Linked DNA regions of Homo sapiens: region 1 is linked to region 2. A link is a loop called in an ENCODE intact Hi-C map of the cell type or tissue named here. Cell type or tissue: heart left ventricle. All regions are shown on one strand. Links, peaks and the distances in the headings refer to the core of each region. The heading gives the core; the rest is flanking DNA. Region 1 overlaps CNN3 (calponin 3). Region 2 overlaps SLC44A3 (solute carrier family 44 member 3).

Region 1 (9,871 bases), core at 1,019-9,018, 58 kb after region 2:
TTCTTGTCAAGGAAGTGATGAGATAGAAAAATCAAGCACTGGAGTCAGATGGACCTCAGTTCAAATCCTGGCTCTACCAATGAGTGGTTGTGGGGGGGAGCTCTGGACAGGTGATGCTGTCCTTGAGACTTACCATATGACCACGTGCACAGAAGAAATTCGTATGTACAAGCATGCAAAACTCAAAGCCCCATATGATCAATTAAAAATTAAGACTAGGAATGCAGCCACATCAAATAACTGTTGGTGTGGGCTAAGGGTTTCCTTTAAGTAAAGGAGCAACAGGATTCTCCTATCCAAATACTTCGAATATTTTTCTAGTAAGTGAGCTTTATGCAGTCAGGCCAGCTAAACAGCATTATCTTTTAAAATCAAGGAACTGAGAGCAATTTAAAAAAGTAATCTTTGGCCAATAAAAATGATTTACTATCTTCATCTAAAAAGCTTTAATTTCTCAACATCTGGCAGAAAAACGCTGACATTTTCTTTCTCTCAACAAAAGAAAGTTAGCTTAAAATAATTGCTTAAACTTACCTCATTAATACTTCATGGAAATTTCACTCTAATTTACTTAAAAATTACTCTTCCTGACAGGGCGCAGTGGCTCACGCCTGTAATCCCAGCATTCTGGGAGGCCAAGGTGGGCAGATCGTGAGGTCAGGAGATCAAGACCATCCTGGCTAACACGGTGAAACCCTGTCTCTGCTAAAAATACAAAAAATTAGACGGGTGTGGTGGCGGGCGCCTGTAGTCCCAGCTACTTGGGAGGCTGAGGCAGGAGAATGGTGTGAACCCGGGAGGCGGGGCTTGCAGTGAGCTGAGATGGTGCCACTGCACTGCAGCCTGGGCAACAGAGCAAGACTCCGTCTCAAAAATAAGAAATAAAAATAAAATAAAAATTACTCTTCCAAGTTGTTGATAAACATCCTTTTCTTTATTCTTCTTCAAGATTTATTTTCTTGGCCTTCCCAAGCTGCTTTCGCAGACTTTCTGCCTGGCTCTTTCAAATCCACAGCAGCCCCTCTCTTTATATGCCCACCTTCCTTTCTTAAACACGCACACATTCTCCAAGCAGTGCCTGACAGCCTTCTTTGCATCAAGGAGCACTTACAAATGATCCAGAGACCGAGGAGAATACTGTCTAGGCACACCTGCTGGAGACTCCTCCCCGAAACTCTCCAACATCCCTCTAGCCAGATACAATCAACATGTGAAGATAATGAAGACCAAGAAAAAAGCCTCCTAGGGCATAGGATACAGCTGATCCTCCTCCCTACATTCAGCGATTGGCCTGCTCTGCTCTCGCTCCTCCGACAGCTTCACCTGCTCCTCTTCATGTTCCTGTGCCTGGGTCCAGGGCTCATCCTGTTGTGGTCGTGGTGGCGGCTTCAGCCCTTAGAGCTTCCCTTGGCTCTCTCCTCAGGACAGCTAAGAGCACCAGTGTGGAGTCACCCTTCAGTTCAAATGCAGATCAGTCCTTTCTTGTTTCATGACCTTTCTTTAGCCCTCACTTTCTTTTGTAATTCTAAAATAATAATTGGTTTTTTGTTGTTGTTTGTTTGTTTTTTTGAGACGGAGTCTCGCTCTGTCACCCAAGCTGGAGTGCCATAGCGTGATCTTGGCCCACTGCAACCTCCACCTCCCGGGTTCAAGCGATTCTCCTGCCTCAACCTCCTGAGTAGTTGGGATTACAGGTGCCCACCACCACACCCAGCTAATTTTTGTATTTTTAGTAGAGATGGGGTTTCGCCATGTTGGTCAGGCTGGTCTTGAACTCCTGACTTCAGGTGATCCGCCCACCTCAGCCTCCCAAAGTGCTGGGATTACGCCCAGCCAATTCCAAAATAATAATTTTTTTAAAAAAATTAGGCTGGGCCAGGCATGGTGGCTCAGGCCTGTAATCCTGCAACTTTGGGAGGCTGAGGCAGGAGGAATCCTTGAGCCCAGGAGTTCGAGACCAGCCAGGGCAATATAGGGAGCCCGTCTCTTTAAAAAAAAAAAAAAAAAAATAGGCCAGGTGGGTGGCTCATGCCTGTAATCCTAGCACTTTGGGAGGCCAAGGCAGGAGGATTGCTTGAAGCCAGGAGTTCCAGGTTGCAGTGACTGATAATCATGTCACTGCACTACAGCCTGGGTGGCAAAGTGAGACTCTGTCTTTAAAACAAAAATAAACAAATAAATGATATACAAGTATGTAGCGCATGCATTCTCAACAGGGGTGGTGGTGTCCCAAAGAGGTGAAAAGTGTTTCTTGTGGTGGTTTCTACCAATGGTGAAAAAAATCTTAAGACAATACAAAAACTTGGGACCCTCCAAAGCTCAACTCTACCCAACAAAATCTTATTCCTTTGTACTAAATCTAGCAAGGGATAGGAGGTAACTAGGAACAATGTCTAAAACAACTCTTGGAGAAGGTGATCATGAAAACAAGGTTAAGAAACACTGAGATAACACTAAAATGTACAAGTCTCTCCCCCCACAAATCACACTCCATTCCCAGAGGGAAGGGCCTATCCTTCAGCCAATTATTCTTCCAGCCCACAGGCACACATATCACATATCACTATTAATCATATATCCAAGAGCTCTGGACTAAGACCACCTTCAGAAACACAACCCCGAGGGCCTATGTGTCCTAACAGTGAAGGCAGACACTAGAGCAGATACAAGCCTACCAGCTGCTGGGAAACAGCCATGCCCCTCCCTGGCTCTGAAATTTGAGAAGCTTCCCCCTAAGAACCCTCAGAAAGGGAGAAAGAGTAAAGGGAGACCTAGCTTCAAAAAGCACCTCCACAGCTGACCCAAAAGCTCGATTCCTGCGCTGTTGAATGGTACTTCTCGGTGTACGCCGAGAGCATTCAGCTCAAGTACCATTTGAAAAAAAGATGGGGGCACATCTGCCATGAGGTAGAGTGATGACATTCATGTACAAGAACTGTCTGATGCCCCCATTACACCCAGGACATTCCAGAATCTACTGAAGAATGAAGACTGCTTGTTTTTCACATGGATTCCTTCTCACAATGTATTATCATCACAGAGCTTGTTCAAACCTGGAAGCAGACAATTCCTGGTTATTGTCCCCAGTGATTACAACAGTCTCCCTAATTTCAGCTGTGGCTCCCCGTTTTGAGCCACCAGGATAATCCTGCATTACTCCAAACTCTCTAAGTAAACTCGTATTCAACATTAGCTTCTGTTTTTCAAGTGTTCCGTGTGTTCCTTAGATTCTTCTTTCATCTTCTTTCTCCATTAATCCTTCTTTCTGTCCTTCATCTAAATGGCTAGTTCATATCAGGCACAGTTCAAAGGCAAAGTCTCTGTCCTAAAAGCTTACATTCTAGCAGAAAGAGACAAATATTAAATACGGTGTATTAAAGAGTTCACAAAAATATATATAAAATAGGGTGTTTAAAATAAAGAGAGAACAATGGGGGCTAACATGGTCCCAAAATAGGAACCAAATAGATTTCCATCTCAAGTATCAAGATTCCTCCTCTCCTTCCTTCTCACTATCACTTGCTATTCTTGGTATCTCATGCAAGGACAATGAACAGGTTTCAACATTTTCATCTACCCTGTCTCTCCGCAATGAATCCTATAAACATTTACTGAAGATCACACGCTTTCAAGTCAAACTTCAAAACCCTGTGTTCCCAAGTTCCAGTGTGACCTTGGCAAGTAACTGAACCCAGGTCACCCCATTTCTTGTGGGTAGACTCCTTCCTTCCAGGGCCACTGTGAGGATGAAGCCTGTTCAATAGGAATGGAACCCACCGCAATACCTGACACACAACAGCATGCACGCCCTCCAATTTTATCAGCTCCAGGTACAGAGCATTCTATTAACCAAACCCCACTGCAACTTGTTCAATCCATTGTTTGCAATAGCAAAGAAAACCCCACTGCAGACAGGCTCACCTGGGATGCCAGCCTTCACCACTGTCCACTCCCTTTACCACTCTTCCTGAGGCTGGTTCCTGCCTCTCTGTCTTTGCTAAAGCTCTTCTCTCTGCTTAGAATGTGTTTGCATCCCGAATTCTTATTCTTTTTCAGATTGTTGCTGACAAAAAGGACAAAGGAACTATTTTACAAAATCAGGCATGTATCTTATGGGGGGTGGGAGTGGGAATTCTAGAGAAAAACATTTTACATTTGGGACAGTGATGTCAAGATAGAATGCATGCTTTTCTTGAGGTCACCACAGAATCTAAGACTCATTCCATGGCACGAACGTGCTAAAGATTTGATGCGGAGGAACTAGACATTTAAAAGCTGTGGAAAATCATGCTCGCCTCAGGTAAACAGAAGTAAAGTCCAGGAGCATTTTAAAGCCAGGTCCTCCTCTCAGAGGTACAACTGTGTCTTCAGATCAAGGTATCAGCATATGGCACCAACCAGCACAAATTTTTCCCCTCCAAATGTCTATAATCAGGTAAATACAAAAACATTATGACTCAATATACAAATATTGTGAGACTGACAAGAAATTAAAGCTTCAAAAATTACTAGGACGGGTGCAGTGGCTCACACCAGCAATTTGGGAGGCCAACACTGGAGGATCACTTGAGTCCTTTGAGACTAGCCTGGGCAACATAGTGAGACCCTGTCTCTACAAAACCCACAAAAATTAGCTGGGCATGATGGCACACACCTGTGGTTCCAGCAACTTGGGAGGCTGAGGTGGGAGGATCACTTGAGCCTGGGAGGTCAAGGCTGCAGTGAGCAGAGACTGTGCTACTACACTCCAGCCTGAGTAACAGAGGGAGACCCTGTCTCAAAAAAAATATAAATAAGCCAGGCACAGTGGCTCATGCCTGTAGTAATCCCAGCACTTTGGGAGGCCGAGGCAGATGGATCACCTGAGGTCAGGAGTTTGAGCTCAACTTCGCTAACATGGTGAAACCCTGTTTCTACTACAAAAAAATTAGCTGGGCGTGGTGGCACACATCTGTAGCGCCTGTAATCCCAGCTACTGAGGCAGGAGAATCGCTTGAGCCTGGGAGGCGGAGGTTGCAGTGAGCCAAGATCATGCCATTGCACTCCAGCTTGGGCAACAAGAGTGAAATTCCATCTCAAAAAAAAAAATTTTATATATATGATTAAAGAGGAGCTGGTCCAGTGCCTAAAGCAAAGAGTATAACAAACGGTAGAAAGATGCAGAGCTAACAGAATGTCAATTTTGTCTTCTCTGTCTAGAAAATGACCTTTAGACTGCAAAGCTTAGAACACATATAGTTTATAGTGGATTTTTGAAAGTTCAAATCTAAACAAGGAGCGAACAAGTATAGACACTGGATTCCCAGAAGAATCTAGACTCAGAAATAACAAGTAACAAAAAAGTGGGTATCAAGCAGCTCACTGTGAGAGAAGCCTTGGCAAACGGTAGTAACTAGAACCTAGAGAGAAGCCTGCTCCCACTCCATCCCCACCCAGAGGGCAAGGATCTATTACTGGCTGAAGAGCCCGGCAGGCGCCCTCCTAGAGTGGACTCTTGGGGAGAGAGTGTGCAAGCAAGCACTCAGGGAGAAGGGCAGCCATCACCAAGGCTGCATGGACACACAAGGCATGTCCAAGAACACCTGCCCATGTCCCCTCCTTGAGGGGAGGTCAGGCTCCTGTTCATCTTAGTAATCCTCATGCCCATGCCTGATACATAGTGGGCACTCAATCCATGATTTTTCACCCACTGACAGGATTACCAGCCTAGGGAAATGCCTCAGATTTAAAGATCTATCTTGTTTCGGAAAGGCATCTGCATTTGAATGTCACTGCCTTTTATGGGCGTCACATCTCCTTGATCTGCCAATCTGGTAATCTTAGATGGCCCACTAGGGATATAATTGCATTACTTTCTCATAAAAGTTCCTTATGTCTAGCGCACTCCTGAAGTCCAGTTTAGTAACCCTAGAAGGAGGGTACAGTCAGAAGGAACACCATGCCCACTGTGCTGATTATGTCATGGCAGAGGAAACTCGTGGTGATGTGTACCTCAATGTTTGGATTTAGATGTGTTCTCTTCTGTTTTGGTCATTAATGACTTGGAAACTACTTGGCATACTTATTAAGGAAACTGGGAATCAGAAGGATCTTTCTTACGTTAATACACAGTTTATTCAAAATATATGTCAAATCCTGCCCCAAAGTTTTAGAACTAGTAACACTTACTCAGTGAGTTGAGTAAGTTAAAAAGCCAACACTATCTTGGTCTGCATAGTTATACAATTCTTCATAAAATAGTATTGCTTATTTGTTTAAATCAAAACAGCCCCATGAGGTAACCAAGGAAAGCATTATTTATAAGAAACGGGTGCGCATGGAGTTCATGTGAGCCATAAAACCTCCCAGAGTGATCATCACCATACTTTATAGACTGGAGAAGTCAATTTGACAAAGCAAGGATTAGAATCCTTCTTCTACACAGAGTTACCTTGTCTACCTGGCCAAGTGATTCTGTTGGTTAAAACAGGAGGAGCTAAAGCTTTGTAATCAAAGGAAGTCAGTTACCAATCCCAGTGTACTCTGGTAGGTTAAACCACATCTGTGGCAATACTATGATCAATTCTGAGTGATGCATTCTGAAGGGACACTGATAAGCTGACATCAGTTTCTAGAAGGAGTAAACTAGGTGGGGAAGGGATTAGAAAAACCATATATAGCCTATTATGAGAAACTGGCTAGCCAGGAGTGGCTACATATGACCTGGAAGTTTAGGAGAGGCAGGTTAGCTCCCATCTAAATATTTAGATGGAAGTCATATAGAAGAGAGAGTTGATTTATTCTGAGTGACACACAGAGGACAGGCCAGGGAAATATATGGAGAAATTCCTGAGAGATGGACTAGAAGCAAACAGGCATGGAAAAATATCATGTTTTGAGTGCCAATGAAGCACAGGCAGGAAGAGATGACCTCCAAGAAAGCTTGTTGGAGAACATTCTCTCACTGGGAAGAAGGCCAGCCGGGTCTTGAATTTTAGAGATCTGTAGAGATTTTGCTGAAAGGAGATCTTAGCTGAAGCCCCACAGGTAAAAAGAGGTGAAAATAGAGATGTTCCTCAAGTTTTTGTTTTCTTTGTCTCACCACTAGAATATTTAAGAGTCTAACAAACTCATTCCCGCATTTGTAGGTATCAGCTCTTTGCCACTCTCCAGATTGTCAAGCACTGTCTCTTCAGCAGGACCTCTAGGTGCCTCCAAAATAACCCTTGAGTCAGGAGCATGGGTAACACTGAAGAACTGTCATTTATCTTTCCATAACGACAAGGCACATGACCTGTTTGCAACTTTTCTGTAGTTTCAGAATGTACACTCACTCCTCATCAACTCTTCAGCAAGCCCGCTCCATAGGACAAGCCTCAGTCTACTGTGACTCAAGGAAGGCATGAAATCCACCTCAACGTCATTGTCCCAAAAGTTCGCTGTATTGTTCTGAAGGAACTTGTCTCAACCAGCCTGGGGAACCCTCATCTCACAGATCACTGACCACCCGCATCCCCATGCTCCCATCTGCCAACCCCAAAACTGAGTCGAAACACCACGCGGCTCCTTTACTGAAGGTTATTATTGGGACAAGGCATGAAAGTGGGCCAAGGAGAAATGGGATCTCAGCCCTTTGGGTCAGCCTTAGTAAATCTGGAACTCCTCTTGGAGTCTAGATCCAGGTCTAGATCTCAGATTGCAAATGCTTTTTTGCTTACTACAATGGAGTCTGTCCATTTGAGAAAGGTGGCTTTACACAACCAGCTATGAACAGAGAGGAAATCGAATTTTAAACATGGGATAGATGCTGATGGAATCTTACAGATATGTTAACTGTGCAAAAGAGCACCATTTTTTCCCCAATGAAAATGAGAAAATATGACATTTCCATTACAAAGTAGGATAGAATTTCCCATTTTCTCTCTTTTTTTTTTCAAGACAGTCTTGCTCTGTCACCCAGGCTGGAGTGCAGTGGCATGATCATAGCTCACTGAAGCCTCAACCTCCCAGGCTCAAGCGATCCTCCCACCTCAGCCTCCTGAGTAGCTAGGACTATAGGCATGTGCCACTACAGCTACCTTTTTAAAAATGTTTTGTAGAGATGGGGTCTCCCTGTGTTGCCTAGGCTGGTCCCATTTCCTCCTTTTAAAAATATTCATACTGTGCCTTATGAAATACCATACAAAGGTATTTTGTACTTTCTGAGACCCTAAGTAAAAAGCCATTAGGTTCATTTTGCTTTTAATGAGGATGTGTGAAAAAAAGATGAAGTCAGAGGCAAGGCTCAAACACCTGCATGCCACCAAATCCTACACAAATGCCACCCAAAGATAGGCTGGATGCAAACTGAAGTCCAAGCTTCTTAAACACCAAGACAAAGAGGGACATAATCAACTACAAGATTCAGAGTTCCTCTAAAAGAAAGTCAGCCTGAACATGGTTTCCCCTTTCCAGTCCCGAAGTCTGCAAGGATCTTATGATGAAGTCACAGGGGACCCTCCACATCGACAGTAAAGGTGAACTCCATATTTTACATAATTGTAATGCAATCTGAGAGCATGGATGAGGGAGAAAATAAGTTACCCTGAAAGCATTACATCTTCCATCAGAGTGCTATGCCCCAACACAAAGGTCTCTTGGAGATAATACAGTAAAGGCTTGCTACAGACAACCAGGCTCTAACAAAATAAACCCAACTTCCCATCCCTTCCAGATCAAGGGCCAATGGAAAGAGGAGAGTGAACCAGTGCCCAAGCTCCAAAGGGGCAGCCCAATCAGCAGTGCGCTCACAGGGAGGGCTTAGCCTGGGCCATCTCTTCCTATTCCTGCTCTCTTCCCCATCGGACATCAGTGGCTCTAGCATAATAAGGTCAGGAGCAAAGTGACACCCCTATTTCAGATGAAAAGAGGACTTCTCCACATCAGTGCTGCGTTTTCATGGTCCTCTTCCCTTCCCCTTCTGAGCTGGGCCCCTTCTCTTCCCACTGACCCTCCTGCCCTTCTGCTTTGCCCCCACACACCATCTGTTTTGGGCTGTTGCCTTTACTTGGTCCATCAATGGGCACAGGCTACCCTGTCTTCCCTGAAATGGCAAATTTTTAATTGAACCTGCTGCCAGCCTCATACACTGTCCTGTTTGTCATTTATTTCATGCCAAGCCTGCCCATTTCCTCCCTTAGTACTCTCTCCTAACCCCTGGAAATTTGCTCTACCGACGATCTCTCAAAAGGTCACCAGTGCAGCCTGGGCAACACGGTAAAACCCTGTCTCTACGAAAAATACAAAAAATTAGCCAGGCATGGTGGTGCACACCTGTAGTCCCAGCTACTCGGGAGGCTGAGGCAGGAGGATTGCTTGAGCCCAGGAGGTCAAGGCTGCAGTGAGCCAAGATCATGCCACTGCACTCCAGCCTGGGGGGAAACAGGGGAGGGGGATTGCAGGGAGTGGGGAACAGAGGACGATCCTGTCTCAAACAAAACAGGTCATCAGTGACTTCTCAGTAGCCAAATCCAGTGGCCTGTCTCCAGTCATCCTCTGGGCCTCTCTGTAGCACCTAGTATTTTCCAGGAGGGCCCTCTAATCTCTCCTCCTCCAGCTTCTTGTTAAAGGACTTTATCCTGGGATTTCTTGCTCTGGTCTGCCCTCTCTGGACTCAGTACCCTCTCGTCTTGAAAGATGTCAATTCTCCCTGAGCTCTGGCCTCAGATTAAAATGGTTAGGAGCAAGGGCTCTGGAAACTGAATGCTTGAATTAGAAGCCCATTTCCACCATGCACAAAGTTTCCTCTGCTTCAGTTTTCTTCCCTGCCAACCAGAGATCATTAACAGCACTTACATCAGAAGGTTACTGGGAAGAATCAATGAGTTAATTCACATAAGTTGTAAGAACTCAA
Region 2 (9,871 bases), core at 669-8,668:
TGGCCACAGAGGTCAAGGGAAGAGCCCAGGCCAGTGAAGTCAGAAAGGAGCAAGCCCCAAGGCTGACTTGGGCATGAACTGCCAGCCTGTGCCCCTTAACTGCCAGCCTGTGCCCCTGACTAGGTCTAGGTTGGGCCCAGGGCTTAGTAGCCTCCACTGCAAGAGAGACCTGGAGGTTATTCTTCAGGGCTGAAGGTAGCGTGTCATTCTGCAGCCACCTCTCAGGATCACACAGTGAAGTGTGACGATTCACTGTTAGTGCAAGCAGCAAACAGCGAGAACAGTAGAGGGGCCAGAAAGGAAACTGGGTGCCCCGGACCTATGGGAGGCATCTATGAGCAGGTCGATTTTAGGCTTCTCAGGAGAGAAGGTGCTACGCAGAGCCACCACCCCCCTTCCCCACCCCGCTGGGGTCAGGCATCATAGAAACCAAATCACCCGTCCCCTCCTTCCACCTGCCTGTGGCCGACCCAGGTGCACAGGGTCCCCTTTGTTCTCAGAGGCCTTTTCACCAGTGCCAGAGAGCCTGGCTCTGCGGCTGGGCAGATCAGCAGCTGAATCACTTTTTGATCTTCAGAAGATGCCCCAGCTAACACTTGAGAGGGACTCTGAGCCGCTTTCACCTCTTATGAAGAGGCGCCAGGTGATCGGGTGGCGAGCCCGCTGCACAGTGCCCGATTGTCTCATTCCACGTCCCACAGGCAGCTTCAGCGGGGACAGACACACTCTTCAGTTAGCGCCCAGTTTTGTGTGTGGGCGTCCTCAGTACATAAATAGTTGTTTGTTTGTTTTTGTGTTTTGTTTTTTGTTGGTTTTTGTTTGTTTGTTTTTCTTGAGACAGGGCCTCAATCTGTTGCTCAGACTCAAGTGTAGCATCAACCTCCCGGGCTCAAGCGATCCTCCCATCTCAGCCTCCCCAGTAGCTGGGGCTGCACATGCCACTATGCCTAGCTAATTTTTGTATTTTTTTGTAGAGACAGGATTTTGCCGTGTTGCCCAGGTTGGTCTAGAAATCCTGGGCTCAAGCAATCCACCTGCTTTGGCCTCCCAAGGTTTTGGGATTATAGGCGTGAGCCACCCAAATAGTTGTGTCAGATGGTTGAATGAATACTATTTTTTACTGCATTAAAAAAAATAGGAGTGAACTTGGGTTGATCATTTTTGCCCAGATGGGCTATTTTTCTAATGACTGTTAATCATTCTTTTGACTAGTTGACAAATTCTGACTTGTTTGGGGATTTTTTTTCAGCAGGTCATATCAAGCCCCCATCTTGCACCACCCAACAATGACATTTAGTAGTCCATTGGGATTTGTCTGGTACCAGCAATAAGACAGTAATTACTAAAATCCAATAGGAAAAAGTGAAAACTGTGGTAACCTTGGTAATCTGGTAGGTTGGAAAGAGCTCAGATGACCTGGTCACCTCCAGTGTTCATTAAGGTGGTCTGGAAGCTCCAGAGTCTGTACAATAGAAGAGAACCATATTGGATTTTGGCAGGGAGTGGACTTCCCGCGAGGTCTGTGCTGCAGTTAGAAGATTTAATCACAGGACTGCACACAGCATACACCGTGTACTTGGGATACACAAAGGGGTGAGCTTGGAAAGGAGGCAGCAGGGTCAGACAGAGAGTTTTCCATAGGTTTCCCATCAAATGACCTGGAACCCAGGCTGGCTCTGCCTCTGCTTCCTTTTTGCCATTTTTGCAATGGAAAACTGATGTAAGGTTGCCTCACAAGGATGTTAGGAGGCTGAGATGAGACAAGAGCTTTGCTTTGCAAATAAGGGACCATATGTATTTTTTATGTTAGGAATTAATGTTGACCAAGGAACATCTAGTACCTTCAGCTCTGTAGTTTATTCTTTGCTTTCTCTGGCACATTCAATAACACAATTTAGAAGAAAATTGTCTTTTTTTTAAGTTTTCAGAGATCTAGAAGATAATTGAAGTTATTTTGCAAAAGCCTGCTAGTGGCCCAGTCTTGTTCTAGGAAAAGAGTAAAGGGAGGTTGCACGGGAGAGAGTTGAAACAGCTCCTGCATTTCAGAAGTTCCTGGTCCCTTTGGGAAGGTGCAAAGGAAAGCAGTCTCCATGCACATCCCCATACCTTTGCTCCTGCTGGGATCTTCCTCTAGAATCCCCTCCCCTGCCCAACTCTCACCCCAACTCTCCCCCTAAACTGCTTCCCCAAACTAGTCATTCTTCAAGATTGGTTTGAGTATTATTATTCTTGGAAAATCTCCTATAAATTTCTCAGCCATACTTAGATATTTCTCCTCCATTTTTTTCCTTGCATATTTTATATTCTTCATTCTTTCAACAACTATTTATCTCATGCCTGCCCTGTCAGCCCTGGAGTCACACTACATGCCCTGGGTACTTGAGATACAGCAGTGAACAAGACAGCAGTTCTGCTCTCCAGGCCTGACATTCTACTGGGTGGGCATAGAGGCAGTGAATAAGGAAATATGCATCCCTTAGTGATAAATGCTATGAACAATAAAGCAAGATGTATTGTCATCCCACAAGAGGAAGAACACGTGAGGGCCAGGACCATGCCTTTTTCTTTCTGTGTCTCTTAGCTCAGTTCCCTACCTGAATGGATTCAGTTAGGGGTGCTGACCCAGGGAATAACATCACATCAGTGTCATGGTTGTGAAATGAGATGGATACATGAAGAACTCATATATTGCAGGCTGCCTGTCAATGAGATTTTCCTCTCTTTTTTCCTAATCCTCATGCTGCCAGAGCCGAAGCTGAAGCCAGTGGGAGACACAGGCAGGATGAATGTCAGCAGGCTGGGGCTGGCAGGACTCTTGGGCCAGTTTGCTGGACAAGGCCAAGTGCACAGAATGTGCTGGAAAGTAGAACCCCTCCAAATTAGGCCTGCTTCCCTTGGGGAATTATCCTGACCAGCTGGACTGCCTTCCATAAGGAACTGCCATCTATAACAATCATTATATCACCTTAGTCTTTTGAAATGCTTTAAAGCTTGCTAATAATATCCAGACTTACAGCTAACTGCACTATGAATATCTTTCAGATTATTTTGATGCTCTCAAGGAAGATCTCTAGAAAATTGTCTCCAAATCTCTTTAATAGAATATATTACTTGAGGAAGATATATCCATTCATTCATTCAATCAACAAATATTTATTGAATATTTACTGTGTGTCAGACCCTATTAAAAATGCTGGAGATACAGCTTTTCTTCCAATTTGGAGGGTAGAAGGAGACAGGCTTTAAATAAAGTAAGTCAGTCAATGTTATAGTACTTTAAAAGTTGATAAGTGGCATGGAGAAAAATTAAGCAGAAAGGACAAATAGGAAATGCATGAGGGGGCAGGGTGTCATTTTAAATTTGACGATCAGGGGTGCCTCACTGAGAAGGTGATGATGCAGAAAGATTTGAAGTAGGTGAGTGCAGAGCCATAAGACCATCTAAAGCAAGGGGAAACATCCCAGGCACAGAGGCTGGCAAGAGGCTGGAGTTCTAGGGCACAGCAAGGGAAGCCTATTCAGCGAGAGTGGAGTGGGCGAGGGAGAGCTTGGTTCAGAGGGGAGTCAGGGTGCACACAGTCAGATCCTGGGGCCTTTCTGGCCTTTGTAGGAACTTTGGCTTCTAACCTGAATTGGGAAGAAGTCTTTACAGGATTTTAAGCAGAATAAAATCTTGACCTGACTACATTTTAATAGCAGTGATTCAGTAAGAAGAGGATGGTGGCTTGGAATAGGTCATAATGTTGGAAGTGGCATGACATATTAGATTCTGCATCTATTTTGAAGGTAGAGCAAATTGGATTTTCTGGTTACATGAAAGAAAGAGGAGTTGGAGAAGACTCTGAGGGATTTTGGCCTGAGCAACTGGAAGATAACTTTGCCATAAACTGATATATGGGGCAAGAATTTGAGTATAGCATTTTAGGGGTAGATCAGAAATTAATTTTTAGTTGCTTTAATTGAAATGTCTTTTAGACCACCAGATGGAGATGTCAAGTAGGCAGTTAGCTATCTGAGTCTGAAGTTAGTGGAGGAGGTCCTGGCTGGGATTCACATTTAGGAACTTGGGAACATATTAATAGTATTTAAAACCATGAGATTAGAATGAATGTAGATAGAGAAGGGAAGAAATCCAAGGACTGTGCTTTGAGGCACTTCAGGATGCCCGGGAGATGAGGGAGAACAAACAGAGAAGACTGAAAGGGAGTGACCAGTGGGTCGAAGGAGAAGGGGTGGAGTGTGGGGCCCTGGAATGCAGGTGAAGGGTTTCACAGAGATGTGCGCGGTCCAGTGTGGCAAGTGCTGCCGCTAAAGGAAGAACTGAGGATTGACCACTGAATAATCATGATTGGAGTAGGTGAAGAGAAAGTGGGAGGAAAAGAATTGGAAAGAGTAAGTATAGACAATCTTGAGGAATTTCACTGTTAAAAGGAACAGAAATGGAGAGGAAGCTGGAAGAGGAAAGAGTCCACAGTAGATTTTTCTTAAAGATGGGAGATAGTTGCGAATGATTCAATAGAGAGAAAGATTTTGATGAAGAGGGTGAAAATTATTGAAGAGTTATGTTCACACAGGTTAGAAAGAATGGGATCTGGTGAAGTGTGGCCATAGGATCATGGGCCATTTATTAATATCATGTTCTGGGAGAGGACTCAGATTATGGACCCGTGTTGATAGCAGGTTAGGTGTGAGGTGGTCAGCACTAGCAGAGGTTTTCTGATTGCATCAGTTTTCTCAGTGAAACAGGAGGTAAGATCATGGGCTGAGAGTGAGGATGGGAAGGAAGCTCTTGAAGGTTGAAGGGGGAATTTATAAAACAGTTGGGCAGAAGAAGGGGAAACAAATGGACCAATATGGGAGCATGTAAGTTTCTGATAGTAACTCAGATGGTATCCTCTCTCTGATTTTTTTTTTTTTTGCCTCATTTATTGTTCCGCCTAATAGCTGAGGTCCAGCATAATACCAGCATGGAGTAGATGCTCAATAAATGTTTAAGTTAATTTCAGAATTGGAATTCTATCTACCTATATCTCATTTATAGCTAACCCTGTGTGGCACTCACTGTAGCTGACCCTATTGCACTTACTATTCTAAGAGCCTTACCTGTTTATTATACTTAACTCATAACAGCTATGTGTATTGCACTAAAAGCCACAAGACAGGACGAGATCACCAAGGGTGTGAGAAGTAGGTATTACCATTCTCCGATTTCAAGTGATGAAGCAGATTTCAAAAAAAGTCCCACTATTTGCAGGAGGTTGCTTAGGGGACAGTGCAGAGATGTGACTCTCAGCCTGTGTGACTCTCAAGCCCAAGCCAGTAATCACTGTCCCAAGTTCATCTTGCCTACTCTCTTCTTCACCATCAGAGAGCTGTGGCCCACATTGTTTGTCACACATTTCAAAGCTGAGCCTGGAACCAAGCCTTCTCACAATTCAGTGCTCTTCCCACCACCATCCCCTGAGATCTGTCATATCTTGGGATCTACCCATAGTCTACCTCCCATTAACACCCATTAGCTACCCATGATAGTAGCTGTAGTGCCCAGTCCATAGAGACAAAGCAACTGTCATGTGATGAGGGGATCTTGCCTGCATTCACACAGCCATCCAGGAGAGGGCAGTCATGTGTGCCTAAGCACGTCTACCCCACCCACAGGCTCTGCAACCGCAGACTCCGAGCTAGATCCAACCTGTTTCCCGGCTTTCGCCCTGAAGCCAGAGCGCCCCTGAACGTTTGTCTAAACCAATGGTTCTCAAGCCCCCCGCGCCCCCCGGTGACTTTTTGCCCCTGATATGGCATTTGGCAATGTGTGGACACATTTTTGGGTTGTCGTGGCTGTGGGAGGGGAGGGAGAGCTTCCTGGCATCTGTGTAGAGAGGCGAGGCTTGTTGCTAACACCCTCCAGTGCGCAGGACAGCCCCAGCCCCAGCCCCAGCCCCAGCGAAGATCTGGTCCACAATGTCGGTGAGAAACCCTGCCCTAAAGGAAAGTCCTAAACAGCCCCAGGAACAAATAGAAGATGGCTTTGATAAGGATGTTCAGAAACAATAGTGATCACTCAAAAATAACTTGCAGGTTCTGCTTCTTTGGGGAGTGCCAAATGCCATTCTTTGGGGGAATGCCAAATAATGTCTAAGCGGATCTTGACTCATCACTTCAGCTGCTCCCACCGCTGACTGTGCCAGGTTGGGAGGTGTGCGTATATGTGCACTTGACAGCACAGGGCAGCTGAGAGGAGAGTCTGGCCCCCATTAGCGTCCAGGTCCTGTAGGACATACTTACCTTTGTCTGTCTGAAGAAATCATCCTTCCTGTTCTGTGGAAATATTCTCCGCCCGCAAACTATTCGTGATATTGTAAACCTAGTTTTGCAAAAGCATAATCTGTCGCTGATACTGCTGGGCCTTGTAGGAGGAGCAGGTACTTCTTCCCTGGCTCAGAGCACTTCTCATATTCCAGAGTGGTTCTCAGAGTCCACTGACCTCATCTACCTAACAGGCATTCTGTTTGGGAGGGGCCACCTCCTCTGGAATTGGGAATGTTTCCTGAAGCATGCCCTGAATCACCCCATCTTAGAAAACCATAGGCATTTATCCATGCCTTACCCAAAACAGAGATTGCCTCCAAGCCAAAGTGAGCCCAGCATTCATAAAACATTAACCTCTCTATAAATCAAGCTGTTCCACTGTTTCTTACAATGTAATTCTTGTTCAGCAGAACATAGAGCTTGGGAATTAAGATCAGCCTTAGTCAGTGGAATCAGTTTTTGATCTACAGCACGGATATCCTCCCCTTTCCTTCACACAGACCCTACTGTGAATATCTAAGGACTCCTGAATGACGAGCCTAAAGTCAATTTATAGCTATGGCAGGAAATATGAAACAATCTCTAAATGTTCTTCAAGCTATAGGTTTCACCAAAGACCAGAGCATGCATCTTCTTCCCAGTAGTAGTTGTTTTAAAATCCATAGTGGGAAAAGATCTAGAAATCATATGCAGCCACAAAGCTGGGATTTGGATTTACCAGTGAATTTACCAGTGGATTTACCAGCAGAGTAAATTTGGATTTACCAGTGGATTTACCAGCAGAGCTAATTCAAGGACTTCTTTAGAGGAGAGAAAAGAAAGCAGGGTATAGCCACGTGAATGGCAAAAAGTTGTTACGGTGACCTTGCTGGCCTCAGTTGAAAGTAGTACTGTGCTCCTGAAATTTAATGATAGTAATAAACCATTATCACTTATGGCGCGATATGTCTATGGGTTGGGCACTATACCAAGTACTTTCCAAGTACTCTCACTCCGTGCTCAAAATACCACCAGGAAATAGGTATTCTAGATAAGGAATCTAAAACTCCTCCAGGTATTCCAGATAAGGAATCTAAAACTCCAGGAAGCCAAATAACTTGTCCAGGGTTACCCACAAAGGGGTAAAGCTGGGATCTGAACCTGGGAAGGTTAACACTGAGGCCCAGTAGATATTTTAAATGTGCTAAGAGAGTTTGCTCTTGAAATGAAATCTGAAATAGATCCTTTTGAGATAACAAAGACCCTTGTCTCTTTTATAAAGTTTAAATTTTTGGTGAAGTAGGATTCTATAATGTGATACTAAAAGCTTTGTGTGGTTTCATCAACGTGCTGAGTTTGGTTTGCATCACAAAGTCATATGGTAGGAAAACTACGGATTTTTAGAGTCCCATGTGTTTAGGTTTATATTCTCCTTCTACTAATTTTGAGCTCTGAGACTTTACAAAAGTTACTTGCCTCTTCTTCTTCTTCTTTTTTTTTGGAGACTGGAATCTTGCTCTGTCACCCAGGCTGGAGTGCAGTGGCGTGATCTCGGCTCACTCCTACCCTCGCCTCCCAGGTTCAAGAGATTCTCCTGTCTCAGCCTTCCGAATAGCTGGAACTACAGGTGCCTGCGACCATGCTTGGCTAATTTTTGTATTTTTAGTAGAGGTGGACTTTCACCATGTTGATCAGGCTGGTCTTGAACTCCTGACCTCAGGTGATCCGCCCACCTCAGCCTCCAAAAGTGCTGGGATTACAGGCATGAGCCACCACACCCAGCCTACTTGCCTCTTCTAAACCTCAGTTTTCACATCCACAAAGTGGGATGAGTATTATAGCATATGTCAGGTGTCTTGGAAATTGCCTACCAATGGTCACTGTAATTATCACCGTTGGTGTTATTTAGAAGTTAAATGTGTGTTTTTGATTTTGATTTTTGTATATTTTAAATTATGGTGGGTACTTGATTTTGGCATTTGTTTTATGTAATGCCAAAGGCCAAGCATAAAGAAACATGGCTTGTTGAACCATGGTTCATGCTTAGGAAAACATTGGTGTAAAGCATGTTTGTGTTTGAAACTTTAGGAGCTGCCCAGGTTATGGAAGGCGGCCAAGTGGAATATAAGCCCCTTTCGGGCATTCGGTACATGTGGTCGTACCATTTAATTGGCCTCATCTGGACTAGTGAATTCATCCTTGCGTGCCAGCAAATGACTATAGCTGGGGCAGTGGTTACTTGTTATTTCAACAGGTAGGTCCAGTGTTTTTTTTCTATTGGTTTGTCTATGTGGTTTATCTATGTGCTTCATGTTAATATCTCAAAAGATATTTGGGAATGTTGACCTAGCCCCTTAAAAGAAGTTGGCAAGAATAAAAGAGTAAGCTAAAATTTGGGCTGTATTCTCATTTGGTGGTGAGAAGAAATATTACACCCTAAATCTGTCACATTTCCAACCTTTTTACTTTAAGCTAGAAAATTTAGAAAGAAGACAAACAGAAAAGAGATCATATTGCTTAGACTTGAAAGATAAAAAGGGGCTGCTCTGCCTATGGAGTAGCCTTTTTTTTTTTTTTTTTTTTTTGAGATGGAGTCTTGCTCTGTCATCCAGGCTGGAGTGCAGTGGCGCGATCTTGGCTCACTGCAAGCTCCGCCTCCTGGGTTCGAGCGATTCTTCTGCCTCAGCCTCCCAAGTAGCTGGGACTAAAGGCATGCGCCATCACACTCGGCTGATTTTTGTATTTTTAGTAGAGACAGGGTTTCACCATGTTGGCCAGGATGGTCTTGATCTCTTGACCTCGTGATATGCCTGCCTCGGCCTCCCAAAGTGCTGGGATTACAGGTGTGAGCCACCGCACCTGGCTGCCATTCTTTTAATATTAAAAAAAGGAAGGGTGGAACTCCCCTATGAATATCCATCCTAATTGACTTCAGACAAAAAAATTACTGGTCTATTTTGAATATACTTCAGTAAATTCTGTGAGCCTCAGTTTGTCCTCTGCAAAATCAGATAACATTTGCTTGGGGAAAAAAATTAATCCTAAAGGAATTGTATGTAATTACAAAATATAATTTATATTATAGTTAAGAACCAGTGAATTAGTTACACACTTCTCTGCTTATATCCCTATCACATCATGAAAGCAATTGAGGACACACACAAACACACACACCCCTGAACGCTTTACCTCTTCTGTGTGTGTGACTCACCCCAGGGCAGTGAGAGCCCTCAGGACAGAGGAACCCAGCCAGGGCAATGGCAGGACTGGGCTCAGAAAGAGAAGTTTACTCTTCATAGGGCTGATCCTCCTCCAGCCTCTCAGACCAAATGAGAGAGAAACATGAGCTTCATTGGGAGAGACTATCTGCCAGGGGTGATTCCTGCCATTGAGCAGTTTCCTCCTGATGATAAGGAGCACTGTCGGGTGTTTGTTTGTTTGTTTGTTTGTTTGTTTGTTTATTGAGACGGAGTCTTGCTCTGTCGCCCAGGCTGGAGTGTAGCGGCACGATCTTGGCTCACTGCAACCTCTGCTTCCTGGGTTCAAGTGATTCTCCTGCCTCAGTCTCCCGAGTAGCTGGGAC

What was found. Peaks named below come from ENCODE experiments on the same cell type or tissue, not always from the same donor. Only the 100,000 strongest peaks of a DNase experiment are listed, where the experiment ranks them.
Region 1: a loop joins it to region 2, with 2.2 times the contacts of the local background. A loop is called at or near these places in 86 of 110 quality-filtered maps.

Annotation. Positions count from the first base shown.
Region 1 is chr1:94,906,990-94,916,860 of GRCh38, forward strand. The region is part of intron 1 of CNN3 (calponin 3); the gene reads right to left. Among named protein-coding and RNA genes, the nearest start is that of CNN3-DT, 14 kb to the right of the region's middle. RefSeq lists enhancers at 3,435-4,371, 3,570-4,769. In heart left ventricle, for the core only: no CTCF peak of the experiment used is centred there; a DNase peak (open chromatin) is centred at 5,480.
Region 2 is chr1:94,848,959-94,858,829 of GRCh38, forward strand. It overlaps SLC44A3 (solute carrier family 44 member 3), which reads left to right. Exons shown (of 15, transcript NM_001114106.3): 10 at 8,377-8,542. Among named protein-coding and RNA genes, the nearest start is that of SLC44A3, 34 kb to the left of the region's middle. In heart left ventricle, for the core only: CTCF peaks have their summits at 3,987 (motif pointing right) and 5,607 (motif pointing right); DNase peaks (open chromatin) are centred at 5,653 and 6,203; H3K4me3 peaks cover 748 bases; H3K27ac peaks cover 817 bases.